Linked DNA regions of Homo sapiens: regions 1 and 3 are each linked to region 2. A link is a loop called in an ENCODE intact Hi-C map of the cell type or tissue named here. Cell type or tissue: Caco-2. All regions are shown on one strand.

Region 1 (8,000 bases), 63 kb before region 2:
CAGGGGAAGAGACATGCAATAGTCCATCTAAGCTATTGAGGAGAAACTGGGATGCAAAATTTCATAATAGTAAGCAATTCAAAAGCCATTGGTTATTTGGGGAAATATAAAAGGGCAAACACAGTCCACATAGGTACATGTTCAGAAACAAACTAAGAAGGACTTGAGTTTTACGTAGGGCTGATGCCTTGACTGAGAACCTGCCGCACATATAAGTTAATGACTGTCATGACATAGAACAAATCTATATACAGTAAAAAAGATGTTTATTTTTTCAAATGCCCAGTTAAATAAAATAACAAGGCATACAGGCCAGGCACGGTGGTTCACACCTGTAATCCCAGCACTTTGGGAGGCCAAGGTGAGCAGATCACGAGGTTAGGAGATGGAAACCATCCTGGCCAACATGGTGAAACCCCGTCTCTACTAAAATCCAAAAAAAAATAGATGGACGTGGTGGTGAGCACCTGTAGTCCCAGCTACTCGGTAGGCTAAAGCAGAGGAATCGCTTGAACCCAGGAGGCAGAGGTTGCAGTGAGCCGAGATGGCACCACTGCACTCCATTCTGGTGACAGAGCAAGACTCCAGCTCAAAAAAATAAAATGACAAGGCATACAAAGAAACAAGAAATCACAGTCCATTATGAGGAAGAAATAAATCAGTAGAAATCATTCCTGAAGAATCACAGGCATTAGAATTAGTAGAGAAGCATTTAAACAGCTGTCTTAAATATGCTAAAATTGCTAATGAAAAATATGGATTAAGAACTACAGAAAATCTGAAAAAATAAGAAAATCACAATATAGTATTAATACAGAAATTATAAAAAGAAAAGGAAACAAATTGGAGCTAAAAAATATACCTGAATGAAAAACTCACCAGAGAGTGTTTCAATAGCAAATTTGAGCAGGATGAAGATATAATCAATACACATAGGGATAGCACACTTGAAATTCCTGAGTCTAAGGACATGAAGCAAGAATAAAGAAATGTGAACAGGTCCTAAGGGACTTATGGGACACCTTCAAGCCAACCAGTATGATAGTATTGGATTCCCAGAAGGGGAAGTGCAAACCCATGGTAGTAGAGAAATTATTTGGAGAATAAAATCATCAAAATTTTTCAAATTGGTTAAAGACAAAAATCTACAAATTCAAGTAACTTAAAGAACTGCATATAGCATAAAGTCAAAGAGACTCAGACCTATATGTGTTATCATCCAACTCTAAAAGCCAGACAAAGAGATAATCTTTAAATAACAAGAGATTTTGGGAGCCGAGGCAGGCGGATCACCTGAGGTCAGGAGTTCGAGACCAGCCTGGCTAACATGGTGAAACCCTATTTCTACTAAAAATAGAAAAAATTAGCTGGTCATGGGGGCGCACATCTGTAATTCCAGCTACTCCGGAGGCTAAGCCAGGAAAATAGCTTGAACCTGGGAGGCAGAGGTTGCAGTGAGTTGGGATTGCACCATCGCACTCCAGCTTGGGCTTAAACTCCATCTGAAAAAAACAACAACAAAAATAAAAAGTACGAAGATAAACATGACTCATGGGGTACAAGGGATCCTGGACAAGGTGATCCACAGATTTCTTATGAGAGTCTTTGGAGGATATAGTAGGTGATATATTTAATGTGATCAATAAAAAAAAATTTCACCGAATCCATATTTGGCAAAAAAATTATTTCAGCCTCTTTTTTTTTTTTTCGGAGTTTTGCACTGTCACCAGGCTGGAGTGCAGTGGTACATCTCAGCTCACTGCAATCTCTTTCTCCCGGTTCAAGCAATTCTCCTGCCTCAGCCTCCTGAGTAGCTGGGACTACAGGCGTGCACAACCATGCCCAGCTAATTTTTGTATTTTTAGTAGAGACAGGGTTTCACTATGGTAGCCAGGATGGTCTCTATTTCTTGACCTTGTGATCCGCCCACCTTGGCCTCCCAGTGTGCTCGGATTACAGGCATTAGCCACTGCACCCAGCCAAATTATTTCTTAAAAATTAGAAAGTTAGTAAGACTATGTGATGTAGAAGCTGCAGGAGTTCATTGCCATTAGAACTGCTCTACAAGAAATGCTTAAGAGAGTCATTCACTTTGAAATGAAAGAAGTTTAGACAGCAACGTGAAGTCATATAGAGGTATAAAGACCTCTCGTAAAGGTAGGTGTATGAAAAACGTGGAAACATGTATTTGTGAAATTTGCTTTTACTTTCATTTTCTTCAAGATTTACATTACAATAAGAATAACTTTCTGTTAACATGTACACCATATATAAAGTTGTAATTAGTGACATCAATAATGTGAAGCAGAAACGTACCTGTGGAAAAGAAGTTTCTGTATGGAACTGAAGTTAAATTCACATTGATTTCAGAGTGGATGGTATAACTATAGGATGCAGTATGTCATTCCAATGGTAACTACAGAGAAAATAATTACAGATTATGCACAAGAGAAATTGAAACGGGAATCCAGATTTTAGCAAAGAATCATAGAAACCCCAAAATATTGTTAGTTGAGGATATAAAGGAGAAAAAGCTGCAGACATAAATTTCAGGTCTTTCTTACATACAAAATCCAATCAGTTTACCTCAAGAGTCTCTAAAGCCTTATCAGGTTTAGAATCAACTTAAATGTCTAAAATGCAAAGATTTATCTGAGATCCAAGAAAAATTTCTACCGGCTATGAGCCTGTAAAATCAAAAACAAGTTATTTCCTTCCAAATTACAATGGTTTTATAGGCAGTGGTTGAACAATCTCATTTCAAAAGGGAAATGTCAGCTTAAAGAGAAGAGGAAGAGGCTTCATGCAAGTCATAAAGCCGACAGGGCAGAAATTAAATCTTAAAGCTGCAAAATCAACTTCCTTGACTCTATATTCTTCATTCTGGGCACACTGGTGACAGGGGTAGGCTTCTGGGGGCTTTGGGAAGCACTGTACCTGTGGCTTTGCAGGGTGCAGCCCACATGGCTGCTCTCACAGTTTGGAGTTTAATGCCCATGGCTTTTCCAGGCTGAAGTTGCAAGCGGCTGATAGATTTATAATTCTGGAATTTTGAGGGGTAAGGCCTTTCTCCCACAGCTTTGCTACACAGTGCACCCATGGAGACCCCCTGCAGAGCTCCAACCACATATTAGTGCTCAACATTGCCTAAATAAAAGCTTTATGTTGGGGCTCCAGACCCTGAGCAGGTTTCTTTCTGGGCATCCAGGATTCCTGACACATTGTCTGAAATCTAGGTGGCAAGTGCCAAGCCTCAACCACTCTTGTGCCCCAGAGGACTCAGGCCCAAAGCTCCCCTCCTCTGCTTGTCACTCTCTACTCATCATTTCCTCCAGTGACCAAGTGTGTGTCATGCACCTTGCCAAGGCTCAAGGGGTACCTTGTACATGGGGGCTTCTGCCTGACTAGTGTGGGTCGTGGAGTCGCTAAGAACTAAAACTTTCCACAGCTTGTTTACAATCTGGTGGAAAGAAACTGATCTCAGGAGACCACAGGAATTCTCAGTCCTATAGGTGAGGGAGAGGGAGAGGAATATGAGGAAAGGGAGATGGGAAGAGGGAGGAAAGCAGATGGAAGATGGAAGATCAGGGAGGACAGAAGTGGGATGTCCTTGAGTCATACATAAAGAACACTCATGTGCCTCAAGTAAATAAATGATCCTAATTTCTTCTCACTATTTTTTCTGAACAAGTGTTACAGTTTGCAAAGAACTCCGAATATTTTCTCAACAAATACATATTGATATGATACTTTAAACAAAATGATGTTTGCCAGCACTGTTTGTCCTGAGATTTCCTGTTTGGTTGACTCAATTCTCTGGGGTGAAGAGGTTCTATGTGAACAAAAAGGGGTACACTTGAGCCTCACAGAGGTTTGTGGGTGAAGTCATGTCTGTGAGAGGCTGTGGAAGCTCACAGTTAGCCTGCATTGCTGTGGAAAATGGTGGGATGCCAAAAGCCGTGCAGGAGGAAAAAGGAAGAGCTGGGAGGCTGTGGAGGAGGCTGAGGTACTGCTGATGCCATGGAGAAAATTTTGGGGAAAAGACAGAGATGCCTAAAGCAATATGTAGGAAGTTTTAATTATGACATTAGTTGAAATTTCACAACCCATGAAATTTAAAGTAAATTCCACCTTGCTCAGTTTTTTCAGAGTGAACTCTGTTTGAAGAAACAACTGTGTCACCAATGTTGACTCTGGATGAGTGACAATTGCACCGAGCACTTTTTGAGACGTCTGCCTTGTCTGCACTGTTTGTTATTTTACTATTGCTCAATACTATTGTTCACCCCTCAAGCTCCTGGGGTTGATGCAGTCAGGGTGACTCAGCAGCTTGCACACCTTGCGACCACTCCTAGATAGGTCAACAAGCAGGGGAGGTTGTAAAGAGAAAAGTATTAATATTATAGTTGTTTTGGTTAGCATAAAACCAGGTGAGAAAAAACTATTTCTGAATGGTTTAAACTCCATGTGATATGGACAGGAGACAGGGAAATACTGGGTAGAAGAGGGTGGTTTCCCAGCAAAGGCCCCCACCTTTAAGCCTGGATACTCGTGCCCCTAAATGAGAACAGGCATTTCTGTTTTCACGCCCCCAAAATTTGCCTTTTGGCCCACCACACCTCCATTCTGCCCTTATATAAACCCCCAAAGCCTAAGTTCCTGGGCAGACCAGCAGGTGAGGAGACAAGGAGGCAACCAGATGGACGGCAGAACAATGACACACAGAAAGAGAGAAGAGGAGGGACATTGGACACTGAAAGGAATTTGGCCTAGGAGGATTGGAGAAGAGTCCGGCCACTGGGCAGCCTGACTCCAAGGAAAGATCACCTTCCTACTCATTCCCCCATTCCGGCTCCCCATCCATCTTGCTGAGAGCTGCCTCCACCACTCAATAAAATCTTGCCCTCATCCTTTGAGCCCACATGTGATCTGACTCTTCTGGGATGCCTGGCAAGAGCTTGGGATATAGAAAGCTGTCACACTGGCCCTCTGCCTTTGAGATAAGTCAGAGGGTCCATGGAGCTGCAGACTCAAGCCGTCTGCAGATGGCAAAGCTGAAAGAGCTTTACAACACTGTGGTTGCAGGCACCCACCACTAGACACTACCATGGAGCCAGAGCCCAAAGCGCTCGCCCTGGCCTGTGCACCTGCCCATCTCCATGCTCCCCCTCCCTCAAGCAGTTTGAACCGGTGAGCCACACCCCTGTCGCAAGTCCTGCAAGGGGAATCAGGAAACTGTCTCATTTCACATACAAATCTGTTAGCACCATGTGAAGAAGTCTGAGGAATGGTAAGCTCTCGGGGTCGCCCAGGAGAGTCTGTAACTTCTCTCATCTTTTCCTGACTCTTCTTCCTCTGTGTATTGATGTCATCCTCAGGCTGGGTGGAGGCTGCTGCAGCAATTTGAGAACTCCCAGGGCAACAGGACAAGAGCCACTTGAAGAAGAGGGGCTGCCACATCTTAAGCGCTTCTTTCTAGATGTGAGAGAAACCTTCTCAGAAGCCCTCGGCACACTCCCTCTCATGCGGCGTTGGCTAGGGCTGGGTTGCAGCACTCTTCCCACTGTAGTTCATGCCAAGGGCAAGGGAATAAACATGAGTGACCTTAGCAAAGCTTTTATAGCAAAATTCATGTTGATGATAAGGCAATCCTAACCCCTAAAACCGTAATGAAAAATTGATATTTTCAAAAAGTTAGACGTGCAACCTTGCTTATACCTCAAAATAGCTTTGCAAGCTTTTAAAACAACTGGAAATAAATCAAAGTCTTAATTAAATATAAGACCTGAGACTATCAAGTGCTAGAAGAAAATCTAAGGTAAACTTATTGGGGCAAAAAATTCCTAAGTAGGTCTCAGCAAGGAACTCAGACTAAGATTTCAAAAACACAAATGAGAGAATAGGAAGAGATGCATATGACTTAATTAGACCAATAAGCTTCTGTAAAGCAAAAAAAAAAAAAATCAACAGAGAACAGATGACCTACACAATTGGGAAAAATAATTGCAAATTGTGAATCTAATAGGGCACTGATATCCAAAATTTATAAGGAACTCAACCCAACAACAACAATAACAAGAAAACCCAAATAACCTCTTTAAAATTCATCAAAGAGCAGAGGTTTCCCAACTCCATGCCTAGGCACACCTACAGGCACTTGGTATCTGCCCACTGGATCTTCTGTCTCCCACTGGTGGAGACTCAGAAGGCTGGGAGGCTGGGAAATTATTGGGTAAATACAATGGACATTATTCTGGTGATAGCTACACTAAAAGCCCAGACCTCACCACTGTGCAATGTATCTATGTAGCAAACTGCACTTGTAAACTTTAATTTTATACAAATCCAAAAATAAAATAAATAAAACATAGTAATACCTAGACTTCACTACAGATCTAATGAATAAGAATCTCTGGTGTAGGATTTTAGCTTTTGGCAAGATGGTCTACAAAAACACAAGCAGGGCAATTTGATCTGGCTGCACGCACATTGATCCAGTTTGTTTGCTATAAGCACAGATCAATAGGTACAAGGACAAGAGACCCCAATCAGCAGAAAACCTAAAGGAGAAATTTAGAGAGAATGAGTGTAGTCTGAGGATTTCAATTTACTTTATTATGTAAGCAAATCTGAATATGTAAACCTGTGTGGGGATTGAAAGAATGGAAAGAGGAAACACGAGAGACCCAATGACTGCAACCCTTAATGAACAAGAACTTGATGAACTGATGTGTAGTGAAAATCGAAGCGTAAGAGGCTTCATTAGTATGAAGTGTGTTAAAGTTAAAGGTTCATAGAGCAGTTATAAGTACTTCTTTGTCTGTATAAGTTATAACATGGAAGTAGTTGCCTGAAGTATAATCTAGGTATGAGTAGAAACTTTCAGTTGTTGAGAATGTAAAGAACAGCAATGCTGGAGTTCTCTGCATGTACAGCGAAAAAAGATATTCACAAATCCTGGGAGAAAGGGTAAACTAAGGGAATAAAGGGACTATATCTAGAAGGGGACATATGATAGGGTATAAATGATATCAGAGCTAAGGAACAGGTTTTTATTTCATTATATCTGAGATGAAATCTAGATTTTTCAGGACCTAGTGGCTAGTGATATAGTACTTTCTATTAGCAAGGCTAGAAAATTAAGGCTTACTTGCTTCAAGTTCTCCACAAAGCTAGTACAGTAGGCTCAATACTGCTCCCTCCCCCTGCCCTGCCAATAACTCATGCCTTTATCTTTGGAAGCTGTGACTATGTTACCTTACCTGGCAAAACAAACTTTGCAGATGTGATTATGTTAAGGATCCTAAGATAGAAGCATTTCCTGAATCATCTGGATGGGCAATGTCATCTCAAAATCCTTACAAGTGGCACCCAGGAGGGCCACAATCAAAGAGGATGTGTAAGGAAAGACCCATAGGGAAGAGATCCTAAGATGCCATGCAGTTGGCTTTCAAGATAGAATAAGTGCCATGAGCCAAGGAACACATTCTCTGGAACCTGGAATGGCCCAGAATAGCATTTTCCCCTAGACCCTCAAGAAAAAATACAACCTTGTGGACACCCTGACTTTAGCCTGTTGAACGAGATTTTGGAATTCTGATCTCCAGAACTGTGAGAAAATTAATTATGGTGCTTCAGGCCACAACATTTGTGATAATTTTTTACTGCAGAAATAAGAAATGAATTCAAACGTGATTCAGCAATTCTCATCTCTCTCCTGCATCATCAATTTTTCTCTTTCTACTAGATTCTTCCTAAGAGCACATAGGCATGCTGTTTTTTCTGTCATCTCAAAGAAAATTGTCATTTGACTTCATTGTTTTCTTCAGGGACTTCTCAATTGTCTGGTGTATTTATAACCCATTCTTTGAATACCTTCTACACTTCTGTATCTAATTCTTCTCTTCCTACACTTGAATGAACCTCTATTCAGGCTGTTGCCTCTACCAATTTATCAAAATTGGGACAAGGGAGAAGATTTTGAAAAATAACTAATGAGT
Region 2 (8,000 bases):
TTGGATTATTTTATCTTTTCCATGGTGAGTCATGGAGTGCAGAACTTTTAATAATAAATGCTTTAAGGACTCAGGAAGGACAATGTGGCCATCCTGGTTCTCCATGAGTCTAAACTTGATTAACATTAGACTTATATCCTCTTGAATACCAGTTGATTCTCCAAATTAGGTGCATTGTACTGATAGCTGATGAGTTACCATGGGTGATTTGACTCAGACCATGGAGTTTATTCAAATTGTATATTTAAATAATTTTAGTATTAGCTTGTTTAACATGAAAATCTGACAAAGTATTTTCTTGGTATTTGATTAATTTTTTTGTTCTACTTGGATTAGTAGCTTTATACAAGAAAATTTGGTTATTTCTATGGTTTATAGTAACATAATAATCATAATTATAGTTGATGGCATATAATTAGACATTTGAATTTTAGAAATTCCATATAATCTTAGAACATACATTAGCATTATTCACAAAATATAACCTAAAGAAGATTGAACATCATTTTGGTGATCCCATGTACCTAAACATGTTAAATAATCTTGTTTACCTCTTTTCTGGATGTTTTCAGGGGCCATCTGATCCATCCAAAAAGCCAGGCATTAGAAAAGACAATTTTGAAACTGAAGTTTGATTTTGGAATTCCAGATTGCCCTAAATTACTTATTTTGCCAAAATGATGACTCAGAAATTTTAAGCAAAAACCCTTTATAACCTTTTACCAAAAAAAAAAAAAAAACACATTTTACTATTCTTACACATCTTGCATATAAAACTGTTTCTAGTAATCTTAATTACATGTTAATGGTGACTCCTAGCAATCTTAATTGTAATGTAAAACCTGCTAAGTTGTGTTCTGATAAGATTAGAATGTTTCCAGCATAGTTAGGGGCATGGCCAACTCCCCATGGAGAGGGGGTGGCAGGGACTCAGGGGGATCTTCAGGCAGGCAGAGGGGAGAAGAGGCAAGAGCACAGGGAATGCTGGGAGCCTCCCAAGAAGGCCTCTTTCATCTCAGAAGCCCCCAGGGCCATCCCGAGTGGGCTGTCCTCAGGCCTTACCTAGCTGGAAAGCAGGCAAGTTAAACAAATTTCAAACACCAAAGAAGCAGTTTATGACCTTAAAGCATTTAGCAAACCTAATATTTGAACATAACTTAGACCACATGTTTACATTTTCAAGACAACTGTATTTTACCAATAATCTTTAAAACTGTTTATTTCCTAAAGATTACTCAAGTCACATGAACTAAATAAAAAGCATTACATTTTTCACTTTTCTGACAAAATATTTGATTTAAGCTCTTATATTATTATTAAACCAATTTAAAACTTTACAGAAGGGACAAATGGTGACTTTTACCTTTCATTTAACCAGTTTGCACAGAGCGAAAGAGACCAGAGACTAACTGGTAAGAAATATTCTTTTGCAAGCATGTCTGGTTTCTGGGTTCTTTCTCCCTGAGTGGCCCTAGGGACCCTGCTCAACTGTATGCAGACAAACATATTGCCATGAATTAAGAATATTCACAAATAGTTTACAAATTTTGAAGAAATTAGGCAGAGAGAGAAATAGAACTCAAATTCTATTTATGAAAGTATATTCAACATGCTTAAACTGTCTAGAAGCCTAAAATCCAAAAAGTTAGTTAGAATTTGATAACTTCTGAATTATACAAAGTTATTCTTTTTCTCACTACTAACATAATCTTTTCCAGCACATTTTGCCTACTGAATTATGTGTTAACTAGAATTCTTATCCTTATAACCTAAAACTTAAGCGAAACCCTAAAAAGCAAGAATTCCTGGCCAGGCATGGTGGCTTATGCCTGTAATTCCAGCACTTTGAGAGGCCAAGACAGGTGGATCACTTGAGGTCAGGTGTTCAAGATGAGCCTGGCCAACATGGTGAAACCCCCGTCTACTAAAAATACAAAAATTAGCCCAGCATGGTGGCAGGCACCTGTAGTTCCAACTGCTTGGGAGGCTGAGGCATGAGTATTGCTTAAACCCAGGAGGCAGAGGTTGTGGTGAGCTGAGATCACACCATTGCACTCCAGCCTGGGCAATAAGAGTGAAACTCTGTCTCAAAAAAAAAAAGGAAAAGAGCCCTTCCGCCTTCTGCGCAGGGCAAATAGTCCCATTCATTCCTAGGCCTTCAGGCAATACCTGGGAGTGACTCCAGCCAATTGCCTTCAATTTTCAAGGAGCTGCTAGAAAGCAGTTGTTGAGAGGCTGAAAATGAAAGAAAGGAAAAAAAGAGAAGACCCAGGTCCCTTAAGCAAACTGGTTGGTGACGGTTAGGTGCCTTCACATGGACACCCTTAGTTTTCACTGGCCATAGCCAGAATTCTGCAGTTTTCTCTGTGTTTAGGCACTGCCCACCAAGGAGAGATTCCCCTGTATGAAACAGAAAGGAAAGGAGAGAAATAAATCCTAATCTTTGGGCCTAGCTTCTGCTGGAATTTCTCCTGGCTGGCTCAGCAAAATATGTTACCAGTGGAGGGTGTCCAGGTTCTCAGCATCTTGAACAAAGAATTCAACAAAATGCACAAAAAAGCAAAGAAATAATGAAGCAACAAAAGTAGATATTTATGGAAAATAAAAGTACACTCCACATTGTGGAAGTGGGCCTGAGCGTAGTGGCTCAAGGGCCTCGTTACAGAATTTGTGGGGGTTTAAATACTCTCTAGGGATTTTCACTGGTTGCCTGGTGTACACACTATGTAAATGAAAAGGGTGAAGTGAGGTTACAAAGTCATTTACCTGGAATATACCTTATGGAGAGGACATTTCCTGTCATAGCTGAAGTGTGAATTGGCCTTGTGTTCCCTGTCTCCAGACCCTATTTTTCTGTCTCAATTGGATCTTGAGTGTGGAACCATAATAAATGGGATTAGTGTCCTTGTTAAAGAGATTCAAGAGAGAGTGCTTGTCCCTTTTGTGACATGAGGATAGAAAGAGGACAGCTATCTATGAGTCAGGAAGCAGGGCCTCACTAGACACTAAATTTGTCTGCACTTGATCTTGAGCTTCTAGCCTCCAGATCTGTGAGCAATCCATGCCTGATATTTATAACTAACCAGTCTGCAGTCTTTTGTTATAGCAGCTGTCATGAACTAAGACAGCCTGTTAGAAGGAGGCTTAGACTTAACCAGTGTTTTGGGGGTATTTTAGGAGCCCTGATAGGTGATCTTCATGTCTGCTTTGCTTCTATGGGGTGGTATTGATGGGCTGAAGTGGATTGTCCCAGCTACTCTGGAAACATTTCTTTTTGTTGCCTCACAATGGATTTCCACTTATTTACAGAGAATTATATGGCTGTATCTTACTGTGCTTTATGTTGCTATAACAAAATAACTGTAACTGGCTGGTTCTTACACAATAGAGGTATATTTGGCTAATGGCTCCAGAGGCTGGAAATTCCAAGGCCATAGTGATCTCATTGGATGAGAGCCTTCCTGCTGTGGTGCTCCATGGTGCAAAGCAGGAGAGTAAGAGATCAGGAGCAAGAGAATAAATAAGCAAGGGAGATCAGTGGCAGAGACTCTCCCTGCTCTCATGGGCTCTGTCTATTCCCTCTCTACATAATGAGAGTAAAATCCAAAGAGCATGAGGACCAAATCAAATATGACAAAGACTCCTTAGAGGCGTGTCAGTACTGGTAACACCTGTTTTTCACAACTCACGGTGACTAAGGCACAGACCACCCCACACAGTGGCACGGATTCTCTTCTTGAACAGACTTTCCCCAGGCTCCTCTGAGTCTCTTTTGAAATAGGCCTCGCCTTGGTCTGTAAGGATCTGAACACACCCAAACATAATTTCTAACAGTTCAAGGCTACATCAATAGATAACCAAGCCCTGTTAAAGAGCCAGCCTGAGAAAACTCACGGCTTCCAAAAGAATTCAGTATTTGTTCCAGCAATGTCTGAAGAAATGCCTGTCTCCCAGTCTCACAGAGGGCAGGAGTCCAACTTCCCTTAGTTCCAGTTAGCAAACCCAGAGGGACTAATCACATGGCCCAAGCAGCCCCTTCCTACTTTTTGTAATTTTCCGCTTGGCTGATTCCACTCAGTCTCTGCTCAGCCTTTCCCTTCTCCCTCATTTTCCCTTTAAAATGCTGAGTCATCTTGCATAGATCATAGTTCAGTTCAGTTCACGCTGGACCTCTTCTCTACTGCGATGTTATGTTACTGATAAAACCTGTCCTCACCATGTTAATCAGTACCCAGCTTTCTTTGTCTTTGACTTTAGCAATAGCAGAATTTGTTTTTTTTCTGGCTCTTATGATTTAATAGCTACAGACAGGTGGGAATGAAGACCAGCCTATGTGACACTTATCTCTGGGTTCTAGTACTATTGAGCAGCAATTTAAGTATTAGGGATTTACAAATGTGTTTAATTTATGGCCAAACCCTGGCATAAGTCAAAATAAATGCTTATATTTGATCACTAAAATACGAGGTAATGATCCACCTCAGGGAGGAGAGTATGTGACTGCAATTAGAATCTTTAAAGCCTTCTGTTTAGAAAGCATGCTTGCTTGAACTTCAAGTTTCTAGGCAAATGTAAGGGTCATTTGTAAAAGCTGAGTTTTTCCTGTTGCCAATAAGGATAGAGACCTTTTCTTCTATGCTCATGTCTTAGACTATTTTCTTAAGAAAAAAATTGTATTTGTAAACTCTTCCTTAGTCCCTTTATTATGCATGTCAGTTTTTTGAAAAGCTGACTAAGCCTCTAGCCAGAATTGCAACCTGCCAGTGTTGTGTTAAGGGTAAGAGAGACAACTCTTTGGAAATGAAAATATCAAGAAAGATAACTTCCTATCTCCATGGGCCCCTTACTCCAAGCTACAACTGCCTGCTTGTCATAAAGAAATGTTATTTTTCCTTGGGATAAAGGTGACTGTCTAGCACAGAAGGATACCCCAATTACCAGGTGAATTTAGGATGGAGAATGTTATAAAAAGAATGTTTGAAAGAATGTTATAAAAAATGGTGGTGTTAGGCCTTATTACATGAAGACCAGTTATCATTTATCTCAAGAAGATGCATGTAAGGATTATATTTCTTGGCTATATAAAGGGGTGAGATTTCTTTCTGTCTTTGTAATCTCTTTAGCATGTTACCTGTGATGCACATTGCAGCCTGGTTTAATGCTTTTTAAATTTTATTTGTTTATTTATTTATTTTCGAGACAGAGTCTTGCTCTTTCTCCCAGGTTAGAGTGTAGTGGCACAATCTTGGCTCACTGCAACCTCCGCCTCCTGAGTTCAAGTGATTCACATGCCTTAGCCTCTCAAGATGCTGGGATTACAGGCAGGCACCACCCCACCCAGCTAATTTTTGTATTCTTAGTAGAGATGTGATTTCACCATGTTGGCCAGGCTGGTCTCGAACCCTTGTCCTCATGATCCGCCTGCCTCAGCCTCCCAAATTGCTGGGATTACAGGTGTGAGCCACTGCACCCAGCCCTAATGCTTTTTTAATAAGAAAATTATTTTCTTTATTTTCTACTTTATAGAGAGTTTTGTAGAATGGCAGGAGATTTCATTTTTAACATTATTCTCCAATATAAAGGAGAACAGACTTGACAGTTGTCCCAAATTAGGTAAAAGATTGAGATTGGAGATCCCCATAGGCCCATAATTTCTACCTTTGGTAACATAATGGAAGACATAGAACAACCCTCCCCTACACAGACTCCTCAGTGGGACAGCCCAATTACATCCACTGTCCTGAGCACATGGACCCCCTTTCTCTCTCAGTCTTACCCACATGACTCAGCGAGCAGCTCCAGCCCAGATCACAGAACCATATGAAGAATTGAAAACCCCACCTTCTCAAGAGGGCCAAGGGCAGAGCATTGACATATTTGATTAGTACCAAGGAGACATGAGAAAAATGAAAAGACTGCCATGACTGTATTTTGGTATTCCAGAGTTTCTGCCTTGCTGCTATCAAGAACATCACCCTCACCTTGGGTGCTTCTTGTTAGTAATTCTTCCTCCTTGACCTCACCCTGTTCTGTGGTTGTAAATCCCCACTTGTCTTGGTTGAAGGCAGAGTTGAGCTTGAAGGAAACCAAAATATTTCACTCTTGGGAAAGGAAGATAAATCTTAGGGCCCCAAAATCACTAAGCTAAAGAAAAAAGTCAAGCTGGGAACTGCTCAGCACAAACTTGCCCCCCATTCTATTCAAAGTCACCCGTCTGCTCACCGAGATAATTACATATTTGATTGCCTCCTTTGCAGAGGCTAACCAGAAACTCAAAAGAATGTAACCATTTGTCTCTTATCTATCTATGACCTGGAAGCCCCCTCCCCACTTCAAGTTGTCCCACCTTTCCGGACTGAACCAATGTTCATCATACATGTGTTGATTGATGTCTCATGTCTCCCTAAAATGTATGATACCAAGCTGTGCCCCGACCACGTTGGACACATATCCTCAGGACCTCCTGAGGGTGTGTCATGGTCATTTGTCCTCAATATTGGCAAAATAAACTCTCTATATTAACTGAGACCTCTCTCAGATTTTGGGGGTCCATACTCTAAAAGAAAGTATTTTGACAAATTTCAAGATGGCTATTCAGAAGGGCAGGAAATACAAGAACAGCTGAAAACTGTCTGTTATGAGAGAGGCTTGCACCTGTAGAGAAACTCTGCTTGGATGCAGCCAGGCTTTCTCTGAGGCTTTCCCTTTGACTTAGGAAAGATTAACTGACGGTCTGACATCTTTAAAGGTCTGAAGAAAACATTTTCCATCTCTTCTCTTAAGTGCTGCTATCTGTGAGGTTTCATTGACATAGTGTGCAAGAAGATTAAATTTTGGTACCCGAAACTCTTTTAGCCAAAGAGAAAATTCTAGCCAGGAACTGGGACACAAAAACCTGCCTCCCTCTTTTGGTTCCTAAATAAGATGGCTACAAGATGAAAGGCTACCCACCTCCCCCATATTTTGTCCACAAGGAAATTCCTGGTGAGCTGTTGAAACTTCACCATGGTGATACAAATCCATAGCTTATCTTTACAGTTGCGGTCACCCCACAGACACAAATGCATTTCCGATTGTTCACCTACCCCATTTTGTCTGTGTTATCTTATGTAAAATGCAGAGTCCCCATATTTTTCCTCTGCCCCCTGTTGTTGATGTGAGAACTGTGTGCTTCTCAATATCCCGCCCTTTCCCCTTTAAATTTGGAGCCCTCAAAATCAGAGAAAGGCATAGACCTGTCTCCTGGGTGCATCCTCAACTTTGGCAAATAAATCTCCTAAAATTACTGAGACCTGTCTCATCATTCTTTGGTTGACAATAACAAGACCTCTGCTAGCCAGGCCTCCTCTTTTCTCCCTCCCATAACCCATGTTGCCACTACAATCTGTTTTGCCAAGATTTAAGTCCCTCTCTCATTTTTTTTTTATAAACTTAGATGGTTTACACGTTGCTCTGTGGTTCTCCCCTACACATGGTCATAAGTTTGTGTGCCTTTTCTCTTTCTAATCTGCCTTTTGTTAGGTGAATTTTTAGTGAACTTAAGAAGGTAGAGAAAATTTTTTCCCTTGGCCCCCACCAGCATGATCGCTCTCCCACAGAAAGACCCAAATTAAGTGGCCCTACATCTAACGCCATGGCCCCCCTTGAGTGAAGTATTTCTCACTGTGTTTTAGGAAATGTCATAAATAAGTTTTTTTTAACACCCTGTCGGACCATAAAGGATTGATCTACTGGTAGACACTTATTCTCAATCAGAGCTTTTCCCAAGGGAATTTGTCATGTGGAAAAAAGCCATTTGTCAAGGAATGGCCAGGCATTGTGGCTCATGCCTGTAATCCCAGCACTTTGGGAGGCTGAGGTGGGCGAATCACCTGAGGTTGGGAGTTTGAGACCAGCCTGACCAACGTGAAGAAACCCTGTCTCTACTAAAAATACAAAATTAGCCGGGCATGGTGGTGCATGCCTCCTATCCCACCTACTCGGGAGGCTGAGGCAGGAGA
Region 3 (8,000 bases), 76 kb after region 2:
CACTGGCTTTCATGGTTCTACAGCTTTTGAAAGGTGCTTGGTAGCGCTTTTCAGAAAACATAATTGAAATGAGGCAATCCCTCAAATGTATTCCTGTTCATACATAAAATCATAAAAATGATTTTATACATTTATATATGAGATGACACACATATACATGTATATATAATACATGTGTAAACATATGGATCTAACATATACTAGATATATTATTAAATATATTTAGATATATATTATATATAATATCTATATATTTATATCTATATATATTTTAGATTTCTGTTTCTTTGGAGAATTTTAACCATATTGATTTTGGCAGTGGAAGTGGTTCTAGGGGAACAGAATTTATACTGAGTTTTCTGAATTCATTTTGGAGTTTATGGAATGACCACTCTAATCTAACCAAACTTGAGAATACTAAAGACTCTATTTCCAATAATACAGAAAGTGCTAATAGTTGACAATATGAACTGTTCTTAGAGATGCATAAACTATCCACATTACCATATTCCACAATTTGCAAAAGGCCAGGAAATTGGTAACTCTATATATGATACTTTTGAATAGTTATGGAAAATTATTCAGTTTCAGCTTTCTACATATGGCTAGCCAGTTTTCCCGGCACCATTTATTAAATAGGGAATCCTTTCCCCATTGCTTGTTTTTCTCAGGTTTGTCAAAGATCAGATAGTTGTAGATATGCGGTGTTACTTCTGAGGGCTCTGTTCTGTTCCATTGATCTATATCTCTGTTTTGGTACCAGTACCATGCTGTTTTGGTTACTGTAGCCTTGTAGTATAGTTTGAAGTCAGGTAGCGTGATGCCTCCAGCTTTCTTCTTTTGGCTTAGGATTGACTTGGCGATGCGGGCTCTTTTTTGGTTCCATATGAACTTTAAAGTAGTTTTTTCCAAATCTGTGAAGAAAGGCATTGGTAGCTTGATGGGGATGGCATTGAATCTGTAAATTACCTTGGGCAGTATGGCCATTTTCACGATATTGATTCTTCCTACCCATGAGCATGGAATGTTCTTCCATTTCTTTGTATCCTCTTTTATTTCCTTGAGCAGTGGTTTGTAGTTCTCCTTGAAAAGGTCCTTCACATCCCTTGTAAGTTGGATTCCTAGGTATTTTATTCTCTTTGAAGCAATTGTGAATGGGAATTCACTCATGATTTGGCTCTCTGTCTGTTATTGGTGTATAAGAATGCTTGTGATATTTGTACATTGATTTTGTATCCTGAGACTTTGCTGAAGTTGCTTATCAGCTTAAGGAGATTTTGGGCTGAGACAATGGGGTTTTCTAGATATACAATCATGTCGTCTGCAAACAGGGACAATTTGACTTCCTCTTTTCTTAATTGACTACGCTTTATTTCTTTCTCCTGCCTAATTGCCCTGGCCAGAACTTCCAACACTATGTTGAATAGGAGTGGTGAGAGAGGGCATCCCTGTCTTGTGCCAGTTTTCAAAGGGAATGCTTCCAGTTTTTGCCCATTCAGTATGATATTGGCTGTGGGTTTGTCATAGATAGCTCTTATTATTTTGAAATATGTCCCATCAATACCTAATTTATTGAGAGTTTTTAGCATGAAGGGTTGTTGAATTTTGTCAAAGGCCTTTTCTGCATCTATTGAGATAATCATGTGGTTTTTGTCTTTGGCTCTGTTTATATACTGGATTACATTTATTGATTTGCATATATCAATTCAAGATGGATTAAAGACTTAAACGTTAGACCTAAAACCATAAAAACCCTAGAAGAAAACCTAGGCAATACCATTCAGGACATAGGCATGGGCAAGGACTTCATGTCTAAAACACCAAAAGCAATGGCAACAAAAGACAAAATTGACAAATGGGATCTAATTCAACTAAAGAGCTTCTGCACAGCAAAAGAAACTACCATCAGAGTGAACAGGCAACCTACAAAATGGGAGAAAATTTTCGCAACCTACTCATCTGATAAAGGGCTAATATCCAGAATCTACAATGAACTCAAACAAATTTACAAGAAAAAAAACAAACAACCCCATCAAAAAGTGGGCAAAGGACATGAACAGACATTTCTCAAAAGAAGACATTTATGCAGCCAAAAAACACATGAAAAAATGCTCATCATCACTGGCCATCAGAGAAATGCAAATCAAAACCACAGTGAGACACCATCTCACACCAGTTAGAATGGCAATCATTAAAAAGTCAGGAAACAACAGGTGCTGGAGAGGATGTGGAGAAATAGGAACACTTTTACACTATTGGTGGGACTGTCAACTAGTTCAACCATTGTGGAAGTCAGTGTGGCGATTCCTCAGGGATCTAGAACTAGAAATACCATTTGACCCAGCCATCCCATTACTGGGTATATACCCAAAGGATTATAAATCATGCTGCTATAAAGACACATGTGCACATATGTTTATTGCGGCACTATTCACAATAGCAAAGACTTGGAACCAACCCAAATGTCCAACAATGATAGACTGGATTAAGAAAATGTGGCACATATACACCATGGAATACTATGCAGCCATAAAAAATGATAAGTTCATGTCCTTTGTAGGGACATGGATGAAATTGGAAATCATCATTCTCAGTAAACTATTGCAAGAACAAAAAACCAAACACCGCATATTCTCACTCATAGGTGGGAATTGAACAATGAGGTCACATGGACACAGGAAGGGGAACATCACACTCTGGGGGACTGTTGTGGGGTGGGGGGAGGGGGGAGGGATAGCATTGGGAGATATACCGAATGCTAGATGACGAGTTAGTGGGTGCAGCACCAGCATGGCACATGTATACGTATGTAACTAACCTGCACAATGTGCACATGTACCCTAAAACTTAAAGTATAATAATAAAAGAAGAAAAAAAATTATTCAATAAAATAATGTTGCTTGGTTGTAACTAATGTTGATTGGTAAAGTTAAAAAAATTAGCTCAGGTATTTGAAATAACAGATCAAGCAATGTATCCATGACCTAAGAGCTTCTAGATATCCCGAGAGAGAAGCTTATGTCTCGTAATATAGAAAGTGCTAATAGTTTACAATATGAACTGTTTTTGCAGATGCATAAACTATCCACATTACCATACTCCACAATTTGTGAAAGGCCAGGAAATTAGTGACTCTATATATGATACTTTTGAATAGTTATGGAAAACTATTCAAAATAACCCACTCTATGGGTTGTCTGTTTACTCTGCTGACTGTTCCTTTTGCCATGCAAAAGCTCTTTAGTTTAATTAGGTCCCAGCTACTTATCTTTGCTTTTATTGCATTTGCTTTTGGGTTCTTGGTCATGAAATCATTGCCTAAGCCAATGTCTAGAAGGGTTATCTTCTCAAATGGAAAGCTTTGTCACTAATGGTATGTCTGTGATTATCGGGTATTAAGATCACTCACTCAGGATGTACTGGTTCTAGGTGTGTAGAGAAATTAGATACTGTCTTAGTACATTTGTGTTGCTATAAAGGCATACCCGAAGGTGAGTAATTTATAAAGAAGTCTCTTTGGCTCATGGTTCTGCATACTGTACAAGAAGCATGGCACTGGTATCTGGTAGGCCTCTGGTGAGGGCCCCAGGCTGCTTCCATTCATGGCAAAAGGAGACGTGGAGTTAGCATGCGCTGACGTCAGATGGTGAGATAGGAAAGCAATAGAAGGCGAGTAAGGTGCCAGGCTCTTTTTAACAAGCAGCCATCAAGAAAAGAAATAATGCAAGAATTCACTCACTACTGCAGGCAGAGCACCAAGCCACTCATGATGGATCTGTCCCAATGACCATAACAATCCCACTAGGCCCCACTTCCTACATTGAGAACTCAGCATATGGTTTAGAGGGTCAAATATCGCAATTACAGCATTCTTCCCCTGGCCCAGCACCAACTTAAAATTCCAAAGTACAAAAGTTCATCTCAGACTCAAGGCAAGTTCCTGCTGGTTATGAGCCTGTGAAGTCAAAAACAAGTTATTTGCTTTTGAAGTACAACATCGTTATCAGTTGTGAGTAAACATTCCTTTTCCAGAAGGTAAAAAATTAACCAAAAAAAAAAATGGTGTGGGTAAAGTCAGGAGAAACAGGACCTGTGGAAGCCAGAATCCCAGCAAGGCAGACGTTCAACCTTATAGTTCCAAGATAATTTCTGGTGACTTTGTGTCCTGCATCCTGGGCACATTGATGCAAAGGGCCAGCTCTCAAGCATTTGGGCAGCCCTGTCTCCATGGCTTTGCTGGGCACAGCCCACATGGCTACTCTTACAGGTTGGAGTTCTATGCCTGTGAGACTTTTCCAGGCAGAAGTTTCAAGCTGCCAAAGGGTCTGTGATTCTGGGATCTGGACGGCTGTGGTCCTGCTCCCACATCTCCACTAGGTAGAAACACCATGGTGACTTCTGATCCCACATTTCTGCTTATCATTGCTCAAGTAGAGACTCTGGGTGGGGCCTCCACCCATGCATTAGGCTTCTGCCTGGCTCAGCGAAGCTGCCAAATCTCAACTACTCTTGTGCCACAGAGATATCAGGTTTGAAACTCCCCTCCTTTTTTTGTATTTTTCTACTCAGCATTTCCTCCAGTAGCCAGGTGTGAGGCCTCTGGCTTCACAAGACTCAAGGGACTAGGTGGCTGCTACGTGGGGGCTTCTGCCTGAAGATTGTATACAATCTGGCTGAATGAGAAACTGATCTCAGGAGGCCAGGAGAATGCTCAGTAGTATAGGAGATAGAGAGGAGGAGGAACATAGGAGATAGAGAGGAGGAGGGGAGAAGCAGGGAAGGAGGAAAGTAAAAATAAGAAGTGGGGAGGAGAGATGCAGGGCATCCTTGAGTCAGCAATAACACTCATGTGCCTCAAATAAATAATTGATCTTATTGTAAACCAAAAAGTAACCCAGGCAGATATCAATCTATTAGAGGTTTGTTTTGGCAAGGTTGAGGACACACCCAAGAAAGAAAAATGCAAGTCACAGTAAGATCTTTGACCTGAACTTTTTTCAAAGAGGATTTTGGGAACTGCAATATCTAAAGGGTAAAGAACAAATATTTGAGGATAAAAAAATGCAGGTCAGGTACAGAATGAGGCAAGTGATTACATTCTTGTGAGCCTCTTATTAGTGCTCACTGAATCTACTATCTTACACGTGAAAACAAAGCAGTAGGGAAAAAATTGTGCATTTGTCTTGCGCTCAATAAATCTACATTTTATATAGGATATAGTAAGCATGCAAAATTACAGATATCTGTTTGGAAATAAAAGGAAGGCAGCTTTTGGATGACTCCATTACCAAGCTTAACTTTCCTTCTGACATAGTGAGTATGGGGTCCAGAGAATATATTTTTCTTTCTTTCCTTTCTTAGTAAGGCTCATTCCTATGTCATACCAGGAAGTCTAATTTCTAGGAGGCTGTGAAGTCTTGCGTCCTGTGGAAGAAAGCAGGGACAGAAAGAAAGAAAAAATAGAAAAAAAGATGCCAAGGTCAGATTACAACAAGAAAAGGAAAGGAATCCTGGAAGACAGATTCTGTCTTTACTACTAAAAACTCTACAGTCAGTAAGCACAAATATATATATAGCTGTTATATATATTTAAATGTTTGGTGATTCCAAGTAAGGAAAGTAGTAGAAAAAAATGAAAACATAATTTTGTTGACTTGTAGCCAGAAAATAATTTAGGATTCAGACCAGATAAATTGTAGTAAGTAATAAAAACTGAGAAGCAATGGACAAGTGTAGACTCTAATAACAGGTGTACTATAGTTTCTTTTGAAACATACTTTTTCTCTCCAGTCCCTAGATTTTATCAAAGACAAATAATGATAGAAACAATTTATTTGCAAAATATGTCATAGTCTTATTATTCTTGGCCTGATTATTTGCATACATTGCAACAAGAATAATTATTGTTCAATAGGCTCTTTATAAATTGGCTTTGCTGAAGCTATTTAAAAGACTCTCAGATTAGACTTTTAAAGACCTTTCTATCTCAGCCAAAAATGTATCTGTGCCTTCAGATGAATTGCATAAATTGGTTTATTTTCTCTTTTTTGTGGTCTCAAAATAACTTGAAGTTACTGGACCTGTCATAAAATGGCATTCTTTATTTTTCACAGGTAAGAAACCCTGTAGATGGAATAGGCAAGGTAAAAGGACAGTCTTTCCAAGGCACTTTTATTGGCTTTATAAAGTTAACCTCCATTTCTCAAAGTAATCTGTTCATTTCTGCAAATATGTCATTCCAGTTAAAGCTTTGATAAATTATTAGTGTCTTATTCCAAAAACAAACACATTCTTATTAAACTTATGTGAATAACTATGTTGCCATAAATTAAGAATACTCACAAATACGTTTCAAATTCTGGAAGAATTAGGCGAAGAGAAAAAATATTTTTCAAATTTTGTTTCAAATTTTTCTCAAAAAAGAATATTTTACTCAGTCACTGAAAGCTATAAAAACAGCTCAAAAGAATAAAGTCTTCTGGACTTTGAAAAACAAAACAGAAAGAATCAGCAGTAATTTAAACAAAATGTCATAAAATTGTTTTAGTCTTCTATTAGTTTGGTCCCATGCAATGAACTCATGTTGTTTGATATTGGAGCTAATAATTTTATGAACATATTAGCTCTTCACTGAGGGGATTCCAGGATGTTTTCTTTAGTCCAATGGCACAATTTCCATGGTTACTACAAAAATGCATTTAAATGTACCCGTTGGACTCCTTTCTGCAAGTGTATTTAAAGAAGCAAGTCTTGGACAAGAGGTGATTATAAGTTGCTTTTTGAGAAGGATCAAATTAAGACAACAATTGTCTTTGGATGACAAAATTCTTAGGATAGCCATGATCAAAGACACAATTGACAAAGGAATATTTTATGCCATACACCAATTTAACATAAAAATTATAATAATTAAGAATATATACTAAGATATATCAGAATTATAGAAATCTCATATAATTGAAGAACACATATTAATAACACCCTATATAAATCACACTCAAAGAAAGTTAAACACTATTTCATATTTGACAATGCTTCCTGTATAATTTTAACATCTCAAATATGTAAGTTTTGGACTTTAGGAGCCCTAATATTTGTGAAAGTTAATGAGGTAAAAAAGACTAAATGTGTAACTTGAACTTTTGATTTTTGGAACGTTTGTCAAATAGCAAAGCCTTAAGACATTTTATACCACAAAATAAAGTCACAGATCACTGTAAAATAAGTCATTCATTTAGCCACATAATAATGCAAAGATTAAAAAAAAAACCTCTACTTCTCATAGAAAGGAGACTCAGTTTCCCAAGAAATAAGACCTAATCAAGACAACATTGTAACTGCCCGGTGGGTTCTCCTTGCCACTGCCTAGAATGAGCTGATCTATCAAGACAGGGGAATTGCAATAGAGAAAGAGATTAATTCACACTGTTCCAGGTATATAGAAGAACAGAGTTTTATTACTACTCAAATCAGTCTCCCTGAAGACTCAGGGGTTGGAATTTTTAAGAATAACTTGGTGGGTAGGGGACCAGTGAGTCAGGAGTGTTGATTGGTTGGGTTGGAGATTAAATCATAGGGAGTTGAAGCTGTCCTCTTGCACTGAGTCAGTTCATGGGTGGGGGGCACAAGACCGAATGAGCCAGTTTATTAATCTGGGTGGCACCAGCTGATCTATCAGGTTCAGGGTCTGCAAAATATCTCAAGCACTGATCTTAGGCTTTACAAAAGTGATGTTATCCAGGAGCAATTTATGGAAGTTCAGAATCTTATAGCCTCCAGCCGCATGACTCGTAAACCATAATTTCTAATCTTGTGGCTAATATATTAGTCCTACTAAAGCAGTCTAGTCCCCAGGCAGGAAAGGGTTTGTTTTGGGAAAGGGCTGTTATCATCTTTGTTTCAAACTACAAACTAAGTTCCCCCAAAAGTTAGTTCAGCCTATGCCCATGAGTGAACAAGAAGAGCTTGGAGGTTAGAAGCAGGATGGAGTCAGTTTGTTT

Evidence for each region. Hi-C counts contacts between places; a loop is a spot of excess contacts. Peaks named below come from ENCODE experiments on the same cell type or tissue, not always from the same donor. Only the 100,000 strongest peaks of a DNase experiment are listed, where the experiment ranks them.
Region 1: a loop joins it to region 2, with 6 times the contacts of the local background. A loop is called at or near these places in 4 of 110 quality-filtered maps.
Region 3: a loop joins it to region 2, with 10 times the contacts of the local background. A loop is called at or near these places in 3 of 110 quality-filtered maps.

Annotation. Positions count from the first base shown.
Region 1 is chr10:5,005,091-5,013,090 of GRCh38, forward strand. It overlaps a transcript of AKR1C2 not described here. Among named protein-coding and RNA genes, the nearest start is that of AKR1C2, 5.2 kb to the left of the region's middle. In Caco-2, no CTCF peak of the experiment used is centred here; a DNase peak (open chromatin) is centred at 4,301.
Region 2 is chr10:5,067,786-5,075,785 of GRCh38, forward strand. All of the region lies in intron 3 of LOC107984198 (a long non-coding RNA gene), which reads left to right. LOC124902366 (a long non-coding RNA gene) reads right to left here and starts at 5,184. Exons shown (of 2, transcript XR_007062039.1): 1 at 1-5,184. It also overlaps a transcript of AKR1C3 not described here. In Caco-2, no CTCF peak of the experiment used is centred here; DNase peaks (open chromatin) are centred at 1,006 and 4,036; H3K4me3 peaks cover 883 bases.
Region 3 is chr10:5,143,489-5,151,488 of GRCh38, forward strand. It overlaps a transcript of AKR1C8 not described here. Among named protein-coding and RNA genes, the nearest start is that of AKR1C8, 38 kb to the right of the region's middle. In Caco-2, no CTCF peak of the experiment used is centred here; DNase peaks (open chromatin) are centred at 3,883 and 4,393.